Linked DNA regions of Mus musculus: region 2 is linked to region 1. The links are chromatin loops, found by intact Hi-C in ENCODE. Cell type or tissue: heart. All regions are shown on one strand. Links, peaks and the distances in the headings refer to the core of each region. The heading gives the core; the rest is flanking DNA.

What was found. Hi-C counts contacts between places; a loop is a spot of excess contacts. Peaks named below come from ENCODE experiments on the same cell type or tissue, not always from the same donor. Only the 100,000 strongest peaks of a DNase experiment are listed, where the experiment ranks them.
Region 2: it touches region 1 in a loop (2.0-fold over the local background); 2 of 42 quality-filtered maps call a loop at or near these places.

Annotation. Positions count from the first base shown.
Region 1 is chr7:19,401,908-19,411,073 of GRCm38, reverse strand. Klc3 (kinesin light chain 3) reads left to right here and starts at 6,970. Exons shown (of 13, transcript NM_001286039.1): 1 at 6,970-7,053. Gm38954 (a long non-coding RNA gene) reads right to left here and starts at 5,385. Exons shown (of 3, transcript XR_881873.2): 1 at 5,306-5,385; 2 at 2,969-3,041; 3 at 2,765-2,851. In heart, for the core only: a CTCF peak has its summit at 5,521 (motif pointing left); DNase peaks (open chromatin) are centred at 1,063, 5,423 and 6,993; H3K4me3 peaks cover 2,619 bases; H3K27ac peaks cover 2,510 bases; H3K27me3 peaks cover 3,707 bases.
Region 2 is chr7:19,586,765-19,595,930 of GRCm38, reverse strand. It overlaps Clasrp (CLK4-associating serine/arginine rich protein), which reads left to right. Exons shown (of 21, transcript NM_016680.5): 3 at 375-472; 4 at 923-1,024; 5 at 1,379-1,458; 6 at 3,854-3,938; 7 at 4,693-4,841; 8 at 5,596-5,692; 9 at 7,107-7,185; 10 at 7,267-7,340; 11 at 8,065-8,106; 12 at 9,004-9,166. Among named protein-coding and RNA genes, the nearest start is that of Clasrp, 13 kb to the left of the region's middle. In heart, for the core only: CTCF peaks have their summits at 5,875 (motif pointing left) and 6,510 (motif pointing right); a DNase peak (open chromatin) is centred at 5,769.

The sequences.
Region 1 (9,166 bases), core at 707-8,706:
TGGGTTATATAGAGGAGCCTACAGGGTGTGACTAGCCAGGAGGGGCTGTCCCCAGGGAGGGGCCCCTGAGAGTAGATGAGCTTTCAGCTCGTTGCCCGGGCACCGTGCCCACCCCGGACCCAGGCGTGCAGCTTGCCCAGCCCCATGGCCTTGTATGGGCTGCCCCAAGGGCTGACTTGCTCACTGGTTCCTAAACTAAGTGCTGAGTCTAGCTGGCGGGGGACAGCTGGCCCTTCGCCGGGAACATGGAACAGTAATACTTTGGGAGTCCCAGGCACGTATAAGCCCTGGCCCCCAAGCCTGTTACAGCCTGCCCTCAGTCCCCCACAGCCTTGATTGTAGCCAGCACCCTCCTTCATTGCCTTCATTGCTAATGCTCACCAGGCTTCATTGCCTGGTGAGCATTAGCAGCTGGGAGAACCATTTTGTTTGTGTTTTTGAAATAGGGCCTTACTCTGTAGACAGGGCTAGCCTGAAACCCTATGTAGTCCAGGCTGGCCTCAGACATGTAACAATCCCTCTGCCTCAGTCTCCCGAGTAGGATTACTTGCCTGACTTTAGTTATTTAATTGTTTTTGGTTTTTTGAGACAGGGTCTAACTATGCCACCCAGTCTGGCTTTGCACTCATGGCAATCCCCCTGCCTCAGCCTTCCAAGGGTCAAGGTATGTGTCATTTTTTGCAGTTGGAGGTTCAGAACCATGCATGCCAGGCAAGCACTGTTCTTGGGAGCCGTGACTCTAGCCTACAGCACCTGGGGGGAAATTTCCAGTGAAAGCCTAGGATCCCCAGGCCCAGGAAGGATACAGGAGACGGGGGTGGGGGTGGGGCTGTAGTCGCCCATCTACAGGAAAGGCAATAACTGTAGCTGAAAGGTTAGAACCCGGTTTGGTTTCTCCCAGAAGCCCAGTGCAGGCTGCTCCACCATGGCAGAATTGACAGGAAAAGCTACAGAAGCAGAAAAACCATTCTTGGGAAAACAAACCTGCGGCTGAGGGAAGTGGCCGCCCTCAGCCTGCCCCTCACCCTGGATCCACCAGGGACAGGGTTATTTTTAGAGCGAGCTTCTCCTCCATGGTGTACAGAGCCTAAGACCCAGGCACCGGGGTGGGGGTGAGGCTCAGGCAGCAGGTGTTGGGGGGGGGGGGCAGCCACATGTCTGGGTTAATTATAACCAGGCATCTCGGGTGTCCCCAGGCCTTGCCTCCTTACATGGGCAGCCTAGACCCGTAGTGGCTGCTCTCATCCCTAGGGAGAGGTGGGCTAGGTGGCCCCCAAGCTGTGGAAGGCAGACCAGAGCAGGACACAATATGACAGGAGCCTTTTGCACCTCAGCTGTGACCAAGGACCTCAGAGTCCGAGGAGGGGATTCATGGAAGTGAGATGCACTGTGGAAGTTTCCTCTTCTGCCTGGGAGGTGCCAGGATTGCCCCTGGGGGGAGACCAGCTTCTCCAGTATTGCCCCCGGCTCCCTCTGTTGATTCTGGAGTAGCCAGTATGGCTTCACTCCATCTTCCCCCATTTCTGCCCAGGCTGGTGAGGGGAGCCTGCTCTAGGGGGCGGAGAAGGGAAGAAGTGTTTAAGGTGTTCCTGGGGTCCAGCCTCTGTCCTGGCACCCGTGTTCCTTGTCAGCATGGTCAGATGAGCAAAGGCCTCCTCTGGGCCTTTTACTTTTAGCCCAAGACACTAAAAGGAATGGGTTTCTGCCACACCACCTCCAGTAAGATCTGTGTGACAAGTTCCACAGACTGAGGCCATTGACCTCAAAACGTGGAGGCCTCCTGGAGATGGTTGTGGAACTCTTCGCCGGAGAGAAAAAATATTGAGCCGTAGTTCTCATGGCAATCTCTCTGTTTTGTTTTCTCTTATTCCTTTTCTTATTTACATGTTCCTGGTAGCCTAGGCCAAGATCTTAAGCGAGAATAATGGGTGAGATGGGCCTAGAGATGGGCCACTAACATGACTTTATCCCCAAGGAAACCAACACTTTGCTTTTTTTGGGGGGTGGGGGGTTCGAGACAGGGTTTCTCTGTGTAGCCCTGGCTGTCCTGGAACTCACTCTGTAGACCAGGCTGGCCTCAAACTCAGAAATCCTCCTGCCCCTGCCTCCCGAGTGCAGGGATTAAAGGCGTGTGCCACCACGCCCGGCTAACACTTTGCTTTTTAAATCATTTACAAAACTATTATGATAGGTACAAATTTTCCCAACAATAAAATTTCATATGGCTACGCGTGTGTCATTGGAGGTGAATTTTGGTATATGGTAAAGAAAGCCTTAATTAGGAAGAATTAAAATAGTTTTAAATTACATAGTGAAGATTTATAAAAAAAAATTAGGCACTAGATGCTAAATAATAATTGACCATGGGGCTGGAGAGTTAGTTCAGTGGTTAAGATTTACTAACCTGCTCCTGGAAATCTGCCACTAGCCTTGGACGACAGCCCCCACTGGATACATCCTTTTAGAATTGTTATATTTTGGTGATTTATATTAATAATGATGTTACCTGTTCTGTTTGTGATTCACTGAATACATGGTTTCAGAGTTGTAATGCTTGGATGATTTTTGTGCTTTACTCTGCCCAATGGTTTTGGTTGGTATCTGTGATTGTTTCATTGGATATAGTTTCTAAGAGATGTAATGTTTGGTTTTTTTTTTTTTTTTTTTTTATGTATAAAATCCCCTGCTTGAGAGCTGCAAAATACACTCAGATTCAAACTGCCTCTGTGTTTGTTTCTGTTTGTCACCGCCGAACCCTTACCCACCTAGCTTCGAGGACGCTCATTCCAGGGACCTCCATACCTGACTGGGTGGTCCGTGGCAGGTTTCAAGAGTTCGAGGTCGACCTGGTCTACAGAGGGAGTTTCAAGACAGTTAGGACTACACAGAGGAGCCCTGTCTTGAAAAACAAACAAACAAACAAACAAACAAACAAACAAAAAACCATTTTTAAAAATTGAACCCTTACCTGGGAAACAGAGGGTACATGGTGCCTTCCTCCTCTGAGAGAGCACTGTGACATCTGAGGTGGACAGAGCCAGCTGTGCAAGGAGGGAGCAGAGAGAAGAGCGAGGCCCTGAGGAAGGAATGCTGAGGGGAGACTGGAATAACCCAAGGAGCGCAGGAAAAAGATGCCATTGGGCAAGGAGTTCATGGGAGCCACTGAGGGTCAGAGGCAGAGAGAGGCAGGCCCCGGCCATGTCATAGGCTTGCCAGGGAGCACACGCCACCCTCTGAGAACCCCTCTTGGGTCATTCAACTTTGTTTTTCCAGATGGGTTTATCTGTAGCCCTGGCTGTTCTGGAACTCTCTCTATAGACCAGGATGGCCTTGAACTCACAGAGATCCTCTTGGCTCTGCCTCCTGGAATGCTGGAATTAAAGGCCCCAGTCACCATGCCTGGCCCTGACCTTTTTTTTTTTTTTTTCATTACAAAGATTACATCTATTTATTTATTTACTTCCAGGGATAGGACACCGAGGAAATCAGAGGACAATTAGTGGTAATCCGTTCTCTCCCTCCACTCTGTGGACCCCCGAGGGATTAAAGTCATTTTGTCTGTCAGGTTTGGCTACAAGCTCCTTTACCCACTGGGCCATCTTGACAGCCCTTGGCTCTAAGTCCCTAGTCTTTTGGAGATGCCAAACATGTAGGGAACCCATCATTTCAGAATGGTTTGCAGTCATGGGCTAATCATGTGACCTGGGATGAGCCAGTCAAAGGCAGGCTCTGCCTGAAAGAAGATACAGCTACAAGAAGGCTAGTATGGGTGCTGATGTTAAGTACTGCTCTGAGTGCTTACACTGTAACTCAGTCAACACTCTCAACAGTAAAGCTCAGAAAGGCTAAGCTACCAGACCAAGGGCAAACAGCTAGGAGAGGCAGAGCTGCCAGCCAGAAGGGGTGCAGGGCAGCTCAGAGGGTGGCTTCCAGGCAAAGCTGAACTTTGTCCCCAGTTCCTTTCCAGGTCATCATGTGCTATCTGTGTCCACCATACCTCTGTGTCACTCCCCACTGTCCTCTCCTGGGGGCTGAAGGCTAGGGAGGGTGGAACTAGGCTCACTCAGGAGCCCAGAGTCTTGAGAAGGTTGGGGGTCAAGGCCTCAAGGCTCTGCCAAGTAGAACTCTGGGATGCAAATGGCCTCTTTTGTATTATTCAGAGTATCACTATGTAGCCCAGGCTGTCCCAGGCCTCACACCTGAGCCCTTCCTGCCTTGGTTTATGGAGCAATGCCACACCATAGGCAGGATCCTCCATGCAGTATTTTGCTTATTGGCTGTTTTGAGGGCTTCCTATCAGGTAGCCCAGGCTATCTTGGAGCTCCTAGACAATCGTCCTAGCTCAGCCTCCCAGGTGCTGGGATTACAGGCATTTGCAACGTTCTTATCTGAGGTCTCCACAAATAACTTCATCTCTCAGAGCATCATTCCTCATCTTCACATGGGCCTGGTGTAGGAGTCTATGGGTATGACTGTATGGCTTAAGGGTTCTTCCATTCCTAGGCTGTGTGACCTCAAAGAAACCACTAACCTCTCTGGGCTCCATAGTCCCCATCCATACAATGGAGCTAATTAATGCACATGGTGGGAGCATGAATGGAAGTCATTTGCATGGAGGATTTGGTTCAGGCCCTGTTACCCTGTTACTGGGCACCCCGAAACCCAGCCCTGCTTTGGGGTGTACAGTGTGCTGGAACAACGGCTGCCTTCCTAGAGGTTTGCTCCTAATCTGTTTCTCCTGTCACATGAGGAAGAAGACGGCAGGTTAAGTATGAACCTATGGGGCCAAAGAGATGGGGGTTGGGGACTCTCCAGCGTATCTGGTTCTCACCGGCGCCTGCGGAGCCATTCTCCTTCTGCAGGACACAGGCCACAGCGGAGGAAGTGCTTAGTAAGGCCACTCCTTCCACCAGATGGCCGCAGGACTTGAACTCAAGTTTTCAGGCTTGGCAGCGAGAGCCTTTAGATGCTGAGCCGTCTCACCCACCCAAAAACCTTTGGAGGAACTGCGGACAACGATCTCCGGAAGTAGGTTCCCTGAATCTGGTTCTGTACAGAAGGAACCGGAGGACAGCACACAGCCAGCAAATGACAGAGCTGGGATCTGCACCTGACCAGCCCCTGTCTGCTTCATGATGAACGTGCAGCAGATCTGTTGTTAGTGTCCTAAGACCAGAGCGGTGGCACAGAACTTAGCTGCCCTCTCCATTCCTCTTTATTCTAGAAATAACTAGAACCGTTACAACACGATTTATGTCTAGGCTTCAACTCATACTCAGGTTCCAGGACGCTGCCATGCACTCACAGTTCAATTTGGCGGGCACCTGTCTCTAGTGTGGCGACCTGGAGTGTGCAGGGATGACGACACCCGAGGCCACGAGGCTGCGAGCCTGGGGCTGGGAAGGGGGGCGGGGGTGGTGTCACAGAAGTGGCCACTGAGAGCTTCCTGGAGGAGGACATCTAGGCTCTGGAGGGCGAGCACACCGAGGCGGCTCCGTGGACCCGCAGTGCCATCTGGTGGCGGTTTCGTGCACTGCAGGGACCTTTCATAACTTCTAGAATTTGCTTCGTTCATCCTGTAAATACTTTTTGCGCATCTGCATCATGCCACTCTACAGTCTTGACCTTGAAGACGACCAGAGAGACACAGGGCACGCGTTGTAGAATATTAAAGACCCAGGAGCCTACATTAAGAGATTCTTAGATACTGCAGCATGGGAGCTATTCAGGAGGCTGAGGCAGGACTGTAAGTTTGAGCCCAGCTGAGCTTTATAGGGAGACTCTATCCCCCCTCAATAAAATAAAGGTAACTAGGGTACAGTGGCTGTATTTTCAGAATTAAGTGAGACCCTGCCTCAGAAAAGGAGGGCAGAGAGAATTAATAAAATCAACACACACACACACATCTATATCTATATCTATAAATATATATATGGCAGGGAGAGCTAAATAGTAGATGCTTTTTCCTTGTATTCACAGGGCTCTGGGTACCACTCCCAGCAGTGCACACACTACTGTTAGCTCATGTTAATCAATTCAGGTCTTCCAGAAGACCCAAGTTCAATTCCCAGCACCCACATGGTGGCTCACAATTGTCTGTAACTCCAGTTCCAGAGGATCTGATGCCCTCACCCAGATCTACAGGCAGAACACCAATGCACAGTAATATAAATCTTTAAAATAAAGAAAACCCCTCTTACTTATGTGTCCGTATGTATACACAAATGCACGTGTGTGGGTGCCCACGTTCCATCCATGCATGTGAATCCATCCAGGCTCTCCTTGACCAACTCCGGAATAATTCCCAGGAGTCAGTTTTCATGGTTCTTGGAGATGAAACTCAGGCTGTCAAGCTTGGCAGCTAGCGCCCTTACCATCTTCTCAGCCAGGAATAGTTGTGCAAGGTCTTCAGGTTGTAATTATTAAAACAATATTTTTTGGAGATTTTTATCTTTATTTTATGTGTGTCTGTGGAGGCCCTGGAAGAAAGTGCTGGATCTCCCTGGAACTGGAATTACAGATGATTTTGAGCCGACATGTGGGTTCTGGAAATCGAACCTGGGTCCTCTGCAAAAGCAGCCAGCACTCTTACCTGATGAGCCATCTGTTTATTCCATATTTGTGTATGTATGACTGGACACATGTAGAAGTCAGAAAACAACATGTGGGAGTCCGTCTCTGTCCACCCTGAAGGTCTCAGGGATCGAACTCAGCTCCTCAGGATTGGCAGCATGCACCCTTACTGTCTGAGCCTTCTCGAAGGCCCCCAGATAAAGTTTTCAGAAGTTCTCGGAACGCAGGTTTCACCGAATGCTGCGGCAGAGGGCGTGGCCTGGGCGCCTGCGGGGGCGTGCGTTGCCTCCATCGGCCCCGCCCCGCCTCTAGACCACAGGTTTCTCAATGTGTGCTGGCGGAGGGCGCGGCCTGCGCACCTGCGGGGGCGTGGCTTTGCCCTGCCCCACCTCCCTCAGGAGCCTCCGGGAAGGCGGCGGCCGCGCAGCGGGAGCAGCCCGGTCTCCGCGCAGCGAGGCGGCTCGGGCGGGCGGCCGTCAGGTGGGCACGGGGGACGGCGGCGGCTGCTTCGGGATTCCCGAGGGGGCCGCAGGGATGGAGGGAGGGAGCCAGGGACCTGGTGGCCGGGATGAGCCTCGGGGTCCCCGCGGAGCCCCGCCCGGCCCCTAGCGGAGTAGAAAAACAGCTGCGGGCGGGGCGGGGCCTTGTGACGCGAAGTCCGGTGCAGGGTCTCCGCGGCCGCGGGGAGGGGCTGGCCGGCTGTCGGAGGGTCCCCCGCTGCAGCCTGAGGGTGCAAGACATGCATGGTAAGGGAGCCTGCGCGAGGTGTGCAAAGAGAGGGAGAGTAAGGCAGGGCGCACTGTGGAAACTGAGGCGGGAGGAGCGGAGTTGGAGGCGAGCGAGCCTGGGCTTCGTACTCAAGGGAGAGAGACAGAAGGAGGGCGGATGTGGGTACAGATGCCAAAGGGAGGGAGAAAAAGAAAAGGAACGTGGGCCAGCAAGGAGAGTAAAGGTGTTGATGCCAAACTGTCTATTTCTCAAGTTTGATCCACAGGATCCGAAAGGTGGGAGGAGAGAAAGGACTCCTCCCTTAAGTTGCAAGTTGTTCTCTTGGCAATCCATGTGCCTCTGCACACACAATAAGTACATAAAGGGAAAAAAGTTGACTAGGGACCAGGCATCATGATGCACACCTATAATCCCAGCACTCGGGAGGCAGAGACAGGCGGATCTCTGAAGACAGCCAGGGCTACACAGAGAAATTCTGTGTCAATGTATACATATTCATACATATGTATATATATTAGAGAAAATCTGTATCAACATATATATACACATACATATGTATATATAAAATTATATATATTTTAAAAGTAAGAAAGAGTCACATTGTGGGTAAGAGTGTAAAAGAAATGAGCTACCATGTTACTCAGTGATGGGGACAGAGTGAATGTGGATGATCTTGTCTGTCTCCTGTGTGTGTGTGTGTGTGTGTGTTACATGCGGACTGTGCATAGCACTGAGCATGTGTGACTGAGATACTGGGTCAACTGTATACTTGTGGTTGATTCACACAGATGGCCATGTGTGGCAGGGAATGGGGTTGGATCTAGGTGTTGCGTGGCAGTGGGGGTGGAGTGTGTGGAATTGTGTCAGTGATATGTGACTGTCACTGACTAACTGTTGGCTGTGTGTGGGTATGTGGGTGACTGTGTCTGCAAGCTGAGGTTTACTTAGGTGTGTGTGTGTGTATACGTGCACACACGTGAGTGTGGGGCAAGCCTGCTGTGGACTAGTGAAGCTCTCTTGGGGCTCCTGTGAGTGCCGGGGACAGCTCGAGTGGCAGATGGCTGCGGCTGAGCTGTGGGAAGCTGCATATGGAGCATGGCCCCTTGGGTCTGAGATTGTGCGGTGGGGAGGGCGGTGGTGATCCTGGCCACACTGGGGCAGAGTCAGGATGGCTCACCCTGAGCTTGTGTGAGACTGACTACTTACAGGGTGTGTGAGGTTGAGCCTACCCAGGTTCTACACGCGCTCACCGGTGATCTTACTCACGTGCCTCGTATATGGTATGGTATTTTGGTTTTGTTTGTAGAGATGAAGTGACCTGAACACCTGATCCTCCCATTTCTGTATTGGGATTACAGGTGTGAGACTCCACATCTGGGGAGAAGTTGAAATGTTATTTCTTTCTTCAAAGATTTATTATATGTAAATAAACTGTAGCTGTCTTCAGACACTCCAGAAAAGGGTATTAGATCTCATTCCAGGTGGTTGTGAGCCACTATGTGGTTGCTGGGAATTGAACTCAGGACCTCTGGAAGGGCAGTCAGTGCTCTTAACTGCTGAGCCATCTCTCCAGCCCCAAAATGTTTTTTCCCATTCCTGCTCGATCCGGTCCTGCTCCTGAAATTTTATTTTATTTTATTTTATTTTATTTTATTTTATTTTTAGACAGAGTTCACTCTGTAGATCAGGCTGGCCTTGGACTCATGGAACTCCTCCTGCCTCTGCCTCCTGAATGCTGGGCTTAAAGGTGTGGGCCACTATGCCCCTCCAGAGGTTGAGTCATAACCTGGCGGTACCCAATAAGACCATCTGAGTTAAGATTTTGACTTTAAAGCCTTTGAAAATGATACTCACAAAGTAGAAA
Region 2 (9,166 bases), core at 887-8,886, 180 kb before region 1:
GATGTTGCTGCCCCAGAGGCTGCACCAGGTCCAGGGCTCGAACTGTGCTACAAATGGATGACTTGGGATGGGGTTGAAGACGTAGGGGTAACACTTGAGACAGTGTATGTCTGTAGCTCAGGTAGGCTTTTAATTTGTAATCCTCCTGCCTTAGTTCTGAAGTAGCTGGGATAGATAGGCCTGGCTGGCAGGATGCCTCAGCTAGAGCAGAGTTAAGCACCCCTGGCCACACCTGGGAGGACACAGGTCCCTGTCCCTTAGGGTGTGGCCCAGGGACTTGACCCAGAGGCCAAGTGACCACTAGGTCTACTTAAAGTAGGGAGGCATGGTGGGCCTTGGCTTCTTGGTGACCTCTGACCTGTCCATCCCTGCAGAAGAAAGACCCCGCTCAGTTCCTGCAGGTGCATGGCCGAGCCTGCAAGGTTCACCTGGATTCTGCAGTTGCCCTGGCTGCTGAGAGCCCTGTGAACATGTAAGATTGGGGGAGGGGGCAGCATAGTGTCTGAAGGGGCTTGGGGGTACTCTAGAGACTGCAGTAGAAGCTTGGATAAGGACAGTCTTGTATAGTCAGGCCAGGAAGACTGTGCATGTGCGGTTGACTCGCAGAGAAGTTATGTAGGTGCTCACAGTAGAGGAGTTAGGACTGACCGAAGCTCACAGGTAGCAGAGGGCAGGTTGCCAGATGGGCCTGGTTCAGGGTGACTGTGCCTCCTTTAGTGGCCTCATCAGCCTGGTTTACGATCCTTGCTGTTGCTCGGCTCTGAGAAGTGAGGTCCTAGCTTGTGGACTGGCAGATGGGTGACTTATTGAGCCCTGGACCCCAGGTGTAGATTTGGGTGAATGACAGAGGAGCTTGAAGTGGTAGGGACTGGGTGCTTGGACTCTGAGCCCTGCCTCTCTGACTATGTCCTTCCCATCTCAGGATGCCCTGGCAGGGGGACACCAACAACATGATTGACCGCTTTGATGTTCGTGCACATCTAGACCACATCCCTGACTACACCCCCCCACTGCTCACCACCATGTACGTGTCCTGCAAGGTTGGGATGACCCAGCATACCCTTAACCCTGAGTCTTGCCCACTCCCTCCCTTAGGCAGAAGCCTAACCACCACCACCACCACCACCACCCCTTTTTCTGATTCCTGGGGCTTTAGTTCTCACTTCTCTCTCTCTCTCTTTTTTTTTTTTTTTTTTTTTTTTTTGGTTGGTTGGTTTTTCGATCTGTGTTGCCCTGGCTGACCTGGAATTCACTTTGTAGACCAGGCTGGCCACGAACTCAGAAATCCGCCTGCCTCTGCCTCCCCAGTGCTGGGATTAAAGATGTGCGCCACCACGCCCGGCTCTCACCTTCTCTTTAACCCCACTCCTTCCCAAAGCTCCCCGGAACAGGAGTCAGACGAGCGGAAATGTAACTACGAGCGGTACAGAGGCCTGGTGCAGAACGACTTCGCCGGCAGTGAGTGGCGGGTCGGGGTGTGGGGCATGGGGGCCTGAGGCTGGACCACCTAGACAAGGCTCACCCAGGTACTTGTTGCCGGTCGCCCTTGGTTCTGTTCTAGTCTGTGTACCCTCTTTCCCTTTTGGGTCTTCGTTCATGAGACTGGCACAGGGTCTCTGTGGGGTTAGAGACTTGGAGGTCTCTGCCCAAGCCACCTCCCATCCCTTCCTTCTGAATCCTGTCTAGAGCCCTTTTCCTAAGAAAGAGGGAGGAGGGCACCCACTGCATAGGTGACAGTCCTAGGAAGACTTTCCTTGTTGTGAGCAGAGCCCCTGGGCATGCCAAGCCTGGCCTTCCCCAGGAGGGCAGAGGCTCTCAGACAGGCTTCTCTGTCAGGTCATCAGGGTACACCTGCATGTGGCTGGGATGTGGGGGAGCACTTGGATATATAAGGCTCTGGGTACTGGCTAGGGAACTGGCTCAGTACTTTTTCATGGAGCACCTGCTGTGAAAGCCTGACAAGCTGAGTTTGCTCAGGAGAACCCACTCCTGAATTGTGCCCTCACCTCTACACACATGTTTGCTACATGTACACATGACCTGCATGAGCTGATGAAGACTCTGGGTCAGTGCCTAGCATGGAGACAAAACAGATGACGAATCTACTCTGCTCTGTCTTATTTCCTTGTGACCCTGCATGGCTTCCTGCAGGGAGAGGACTCAGTAGTTCTCTCTCTCTCCTGGGTTTTGTGCAGCTGGGGGTGGACCCTGGCCACACACACAGATGCTAGGAAAGTGCTCACCTACTGAGCTGCACCATCAGACCTGGGGATACTGTTCTTACTGTTTATATGTTTGAGACCCAGCCTTACTCTATAGCCTGAGCTGTCCTGAAGCTCATGATCTCCTGCCCCACCCTCTCCAGCGCTGCGGTTGATCCCCAGGCAAGAACCATCTTCCCTGCCTCGCCTAAGCATGGGGGCTCCCTGGTGGGCGCCCTTGGCCAGGGTCATCCACACACACCCCTTTCCTGGCAGGTCTCATTTTCCTCCCTGTGCAGTGTTAAGTGGGTCCATGGGTCTGAAAGCCTTGCTTCAGGCTGACATAGGTGACCCTCCATGTTGGCTTCCTAGTCCCAGACTTATGTATTTCTAAGATGCAGTTTAAAATCAGAGGTTGCCACATCCTCGCAGGCAGTGCAGCCTAGAGATAAGAAGTTTGTCATTTGTCACCATAGTGCTATCATTTTTGCTGTCAGTCCAGGCCATATGGTTCCTTGCAGCTGGTGGCCGGGCTTCCCTTAGTCCTTCGTTCCCTCCTACAGCAGTGTGTCCTGTGCTGCTCTGGGGACGGGACCTCAGGGAGAGCCGCTGCATAATCTCTGCATGAGCAGTCTGAGAGCAAACCTAGGTGGTTGCGAGTGTTCCTGAAGGGAAGTAAGACAGAGCAGGGTAGGTATAGATTCCAGCCCCCGAGATAGGTGCACAGAGGTCCTGGACTACAGGCATTGAAGACAGGCCAGAGAGCTGTGGGAGACGGTGGCAGGGCCCTCTCCTAGGATGTGGAGACTAGGTAGGAGTCAGGTGTTTGTCACAGCAAGGCGGGGCCATGCTTTGTTACCTGGCACAGACCACTGATGCCACAGACAGAAAAGCTGAAGCATTCAAGCTGCTACAGAGGCCCAGCTCTAACCAGAGCTGCTCCAGAGGCTGAGGCAGGGAGAGAGATCTCAAGTCCAGGGCTTCCCTGGGACAGCCCAAACAACTTTACGAAACCCTGTCTCAAAAAGAGGGCTGGGGATATAGTTCCATGGTAGAGGACTTGTTTGGCTTAGGTTTAATCTTCTGCTCCTTACCTGTTCCCCTTACAAAGAAAGGGGAGCTTAGCTGAAGCCTGCAGAGGGAAGGAGAGGACTCACATGAGCCTGGCAGCAGGGCTGAGGGGAGACTATGGCTGCCTTAGTACCCTGGGGAGTTCCTGAAGTGGGTGCTTGGGGTGTAGGGATACAGGGTAATCAGACACTCCGGTAATAGAAGGTAACCCACAGGACCACTGGACGCTAGATGATAGTCAACACTTAGAGGCATACTTATGGTTCTGGAGGCCAGGGAGACTCTGTGACAGTGGTAGGGGCCCCTAGGTCCAAAGTACTCACTCTGTTAGGGATCCCATTTTACAGAAGAGGGAACTGAGACACAGGGGTCAAAAGTTACTTGAGCCAGGTTACAGTTGAGTGGATCACCTGGCTGGTGTTATATACTGTGGTCACTTGGGTCCTAGACAGAAGAATAATTTGAAATAGGTGACTCTACCTTGGCTGTCCATCCCCCCCCCCCTCCCCCCCCGCCATGTCTTCGTGTCCCACTCCATCTACATGTGCCTGGCTGGGCTGACCTGTGCCTCTCCTTGCCAGTCTCTGAGGAACAGTGCTTGTATCAGATCTACATTGATGAGCTGTACGGAGGCCTGCAGAGACCCAGCGAGGATGAGAAGAAGAAGTGAGTCAAGGGTCTGGTCTGATGGGGTGGGGACTAGCCTTTCCATCCCATCAGGTCAGTAAGCACTCAATGGGTGCGGCCTCTGTATATGTGGAGAGGAAGCGGCAGCCACAGTTCTGCCCAAGCTTGTTGCTTCTAACTTGCAGAAGGGGGTGGGGGGGTGAGTCCTGTGGGGAAGGCTGAGGAAAGGCAGCCCCTTGGATTCAGCCTTAAGTCAGGAGCTTCGAGGACCATGAGTGATAGGGAGTCATGCACTTCTGGTGCCAGCACGCAGTGAGCTTGCAGCCCACAGCACTGCAGGCCTGGAGGCATCAGTGTTAAAGCTAGCCTGGCTGGGTGTTGTTGTCAGATCCCTGCTCACATCTGGGAGCAACCACTTACAGGATCTGCTTGTTGATACTCAGCCTTGGCTCCAGGATAAGGGTGCTGGGATGAGGCAAGATATATTGACAGTTGAAGTCCGCAGTGGCCTCTCAATGTGGCCCCTGAAAGCAGAGCTGAGGTACACTTTGTTCAAGATGACTCTGGGATCTGCACTCATGGGACTTAAGGCAGGCAGGCTTGTATCCTGACAGGTGAACAAGGAGGACTTCTTGGAAGAGGAGGCCCTGTACCAGGACAGGAATGGGAAGGACCAGGCCATAGTGGGGTGGGCTAGAGTGGACCAGCTTAGGTGGATATGTGTAACCACTGTGGGGCTCACCTGTGGCCCTGCTCCTGCCGGGTACCCCCTGGCTCATGGCTCTCTTCCCAGGCTGGCAGAGAAGAAGGCTTCCATCGGCTACACCTATGAAGATAGTACTGTGGCCGAGGTAGAGAAGGTGGCTGAGAAGCCAGAGGAGGAAGAGTCACCAGCAGAGGAGGAGAGCAACTCGGATGAAGATGAGGTCATCCCCGACATCGGTGGGGTTCCCTCTCTGCCCTCCCCACCTGCAGTCCCCGGGCATCGGTTCTGTGTCTCGTCCCTCACCCTGTGGGGTACCCGTGCTTACAAGGCCTCCCCCACCCTACCCCAGCTCCAGGGCCTCAGTCTCCTGTTACTTCCAGCCTTCCCTGTCCCTTGTCTTGCCTGTCCCCTATCCCATGTGCTCTCCCTCCCCATTTCTGGGCACTGTTCTAGAAGATTCTTCCACCTAGGAGCTAGCCCTTCCTCTTCTACGTAGGCTGGCCTTGCTTTGCTCTGGGAAAGCAACTTTCCCCATTCCTAGAGCTGCCCCCCATCCTTCAGCTTCTATCGCTCATACCCCATGGTTACCTCCTTCTCCTGTGGATGTGCCTGGCCAGAAGACTGTCACTGCCCCGTCTCTATCCTACTCTTCCTGGTGCACATGCAGACTTAGCCCCAGCCAGAGCCAAAGTTCATGTGTGTCCTTCCTGCCCTTCCTCTGTGTGCCGCTCTCTGCCCACCCCACCTCCATCTATTTCCACCTCCCATCTTGTCTTTCGTGCACTCCATCCACAGACTCGTCCACCCACCCTACTGGTCCCCTGCTGTGCTGTGTGCTGTGCTGGCCAAGCCTCAGCTTGGTCCTCAGAGCTGTGCTAGCACAGCAACATTCTCCCTGAAGGTGCTCTATCTGGCAGACTTGCCCCGACTTGGGGTGCTCCTCCCCCCTCTCCTGGGGCTTGGGTCCCTGACAGCCTTTTTCTTGTGCAGACGTGGAGGTGGATGTGGATGAGCTGAACCAGGAGCAGGTGGCTGATCTCAATAAGCAGGCCACAACCTACGGCATGGCTGATGGAGACTTTGTCAGGTGAGAGTGCTGGCTGGCATGCCAGATTTTGGCTATGCCCTGGCTTCTGTATCACATGCCTGCTACCAGCATCTGTTCTCAGCCTGTGAGCTATGAATTTGTAGCCCCACTTTCTGCAGAAACAGATCTTGTCCTACAGCGTGACCTGGAAGCTACTAGTTCTTTGGGGACAGCACCCTCTAGTGGTCATCCCTATGCATGTTCATATGACAGTGAGCAAGCCTCTGCCACTGCCTGTACTTGGTCATGCCACACCAAGCACTCTCTTTACATCAGTGGCACCGACAGACCAGAAACCATTTTTGTGTGGCACTGGGGATGAATCCCCAGGTCCCTGCCCTGGCCTATTAGAACCCTCTAGCTCAGAGGTTCTTCCTGACCCCGTGACCCTTTAATACAGTTCATCATGTTGTAGTGACCCCAAGCATAACAGTATTTTCACTGCTGCTTCCTAACTAATCTTTGTGGTGCTCTGATGTAATGTAAATGTTTTGGAGATAGAGATTTGCCAAAGGTGACAGGACCACAGGCTGAGGGCCGCTGCTCCAGTGCTTTTGCCCTTAAAGGATTAAAGGTGCTTGTTGCTGCCCCCACTACTCAGCCCAAAGCAGAGAGCCTGGAGCTGTGCTGATGGCTGGCCAGCCCCAGCCATCCTCCTGCCTCTGCCTTTCACAGTTACAGGCATGGAGTAGCCACACACAGTTTTTAAAGTGTTCTTGTGGGGTTCTCCTTTCTGTTTTGTTCTGAGTTTTATGTGTATGGGTGTTGTGCCTATATATAGTTTTGTGCATCATGTGCAGGCCAGCAGAGGGCGCTGGATCCCCTAGAGCTGAAGTTAAAGGCAGTTGTGAGCTATCAGATGTGGGCGATTAGAAATGAACTCAAGTTCTCTGGAAGAACAGTAGGTGTTCTTGACCTCTGAGCCATCTCTCCAGCCCCGAGTGCCAACTGTGAGGGTGCCTCACAACCAGTTCCAGGGCATTCACCAGGCACACATGTGACAGACACATGCACAGGCAGAGCACACAGAAATCAGGTCTAAAACCAGCTCTTTTAGGTGCTCAATAAAATCTATTAAACACAGAAGGGAAATTAAGTGTAATAGCGCATACCTATGATTCTGCAGTCTTGAGGCTGAGGCAAGGTTATGAGTTCAAAGCTAGGCCCAACAGAACAAGACCCCATCAAAGGGAAGAACAGAAAAGGAAAGGGTAGGGTAATGCCTGCCTGCACATCCCGTGGCTACAAGGATTTCACCGTGAGTTAAAGACCAGCTAGCCTACAGCAGAGCCCTGGTTCAGGGAGAAAGGAATCATGGAGTAACATCAGGTCCCTGCTGTCTTTGCTGCCTTTACCAGGGCTCTGCCCACTCTGTGACCTATGCCCTTCATGCCCATCCTAACTTCCTCTGCAGGATGCTACGGAAAGATAAGGAGGAGGCAGAGGCCATCAAACATGCCAAAGCCCTGGAGGAGGAGAAAGCCATGTACTCGGTGAGGTCTGGTAGGGCTCGGGGGTAAAAGTGGATCCAGTGAGGGCACACCTCACCGTCCTGGTGCTTCCTCCCCATCCAGGGCCGTCGTTCCCGGCGACAGCGAAGAGAGTTCCGGGAGAAGCGGCTGAGAGGCCGCAAGATCAGCCCTCCCAGGTAGGATATCTCCTCTGCACAGCCAGGGGCTGGAGAGTGGAGCCCAGCCTTGGCAGTGGGGCGACAGTTACAGAGCTAGGAGTAGCTGGAGGCATGGGAATGCTTCCCGGGCCACCTGCCCCCCACCTCTCAGTCAACCTGCTGGGCCCAACACAGCCCACCTGCACTGGTCAGTGTCATCTCTACAGGGTCTAGATAAGAGGCTCCTTTCTTCTGGCTAGTTTCCTCCATTGTAAAGTGGAGAGAGGCTACTTCCCACAATGAAGTCTTGAGAGGATTGGGAGAGCAGTTGCATATGAGTAGAGAAGAATCTGGGCCTGGGAGCCCTGGGCAAATGTCTGAGGAAGGTTTGGGTGTGACAGTGTAAGGTTAGCAGCAGGCCACAGGCCCCTCCACACAGGGCACTGCCACCAGAGGACGTTACTTACCCTCACAGGGACCGCTCCTCCCCTATGAAGAGTGTGAATCCTCAGACTCAGATACTGCACTGAGTTAGTTGGACATACTGTTGTTTTCTCGCCAGCACTGATGTCACCATGCTGGGTACTGGTCACCATGGCTTCCAGTGTAGCACTGGCAGCACCAGGGCTGTAATAAGGAGACCAATGTGGGATCCCCACAATGACATGGGGTGTACAATCTGCAGCACTGGGGCTCAGAGTGGAATAGTTGACACTAGCCAGCCTGGTCTCAGCTCTCCTGCCCTTCCCTGTTCTCTCCATAGTTATGCCCGCCGAGACAGCCCCACCTATGACCCCTATAAGCGGTAAGTGTCAGTGCTCTGGAAGAAGTCACTCCTGTTTGGGTCACTCCTGTTACAGATGGCATCCTGTGGTCTATGGATAGGGGTTGGGTCTATATCAGTTTTGTTTTTCCAAATTTTTTTTTTAATTTAGAATCTCTTTAGGACATAAAGGGGCATAGAGATTGGGTGTGTTTAACACACGACTCCCAGAATTAGTGAGAAACTCCCCTCACTCTCTGCTAAGGCCAGGGAGTGGGGCCTTTTGTGTTGGCCTGCTTTTCCCTAAAGGGAGTCCCACTAGGCTCAGTGTTTCATGGGCTGGAATTAGCTGAGGACCTCCTCTCCAGGTTAAGCAGGAAGACCTCACTGTGTTTTGCTACCGTTCTAGGGCTGAAACCCAAGGTCTCTTGCATCGGCAAAGCCTTCTTTGCACTACACCGTCTTTCATTTTACTAGCACAGAAAGCCAGCTACTTTTGTTTTGTTTTGTTGTTGTTTATTGAGACATGGACTCTTGGTACTCTCTATGTAGACTAGGCTGGCCTCTACCCCTACTACCCCCTGCCCATTTTCTTTTGTGAAAAATTATATTTATCAGTCTGGGTGGGGTTGGTGCACATGTGCCACAGAGCTGAAGGTAAAAGGACAGCTTAGTTCTCTTTCTACCCTACTGTGTGGATTCTGAGATTGACCTCGGGTTGTCAGGCTTGCAGGCAAGAGCCTTCCCACCTGCAGAACCATCGCACCAGCCAGAAACTTAGTAATTTTTTCTTTTTTCTGGAGACAAGTTCTCTCTATGTAGCTCTTGTCCTCGCTTTTGATGTATACCAGGCTGGCTTTGAACTCACACATCCCACTAGGGCCCTGGTGCAGCTGGGGCTCTGAGTGCTGCCTCCCTTTTGCTCATCCTTCGCTGCAGGTCACCTTCAGAATCTAGTTCCGAGTCCCGCTCCCGCTCTCGCTCCCCGAGCCCAGGCCGCGAGGAAAAAATCACTTTCATCACCAGTTTTGGAGGCAGCGACGAGGAGGCAGCTGCTGCAGCTGCTGCAGCCGCCGCATCCGGGGCTGCCCCAGGGAAGCCC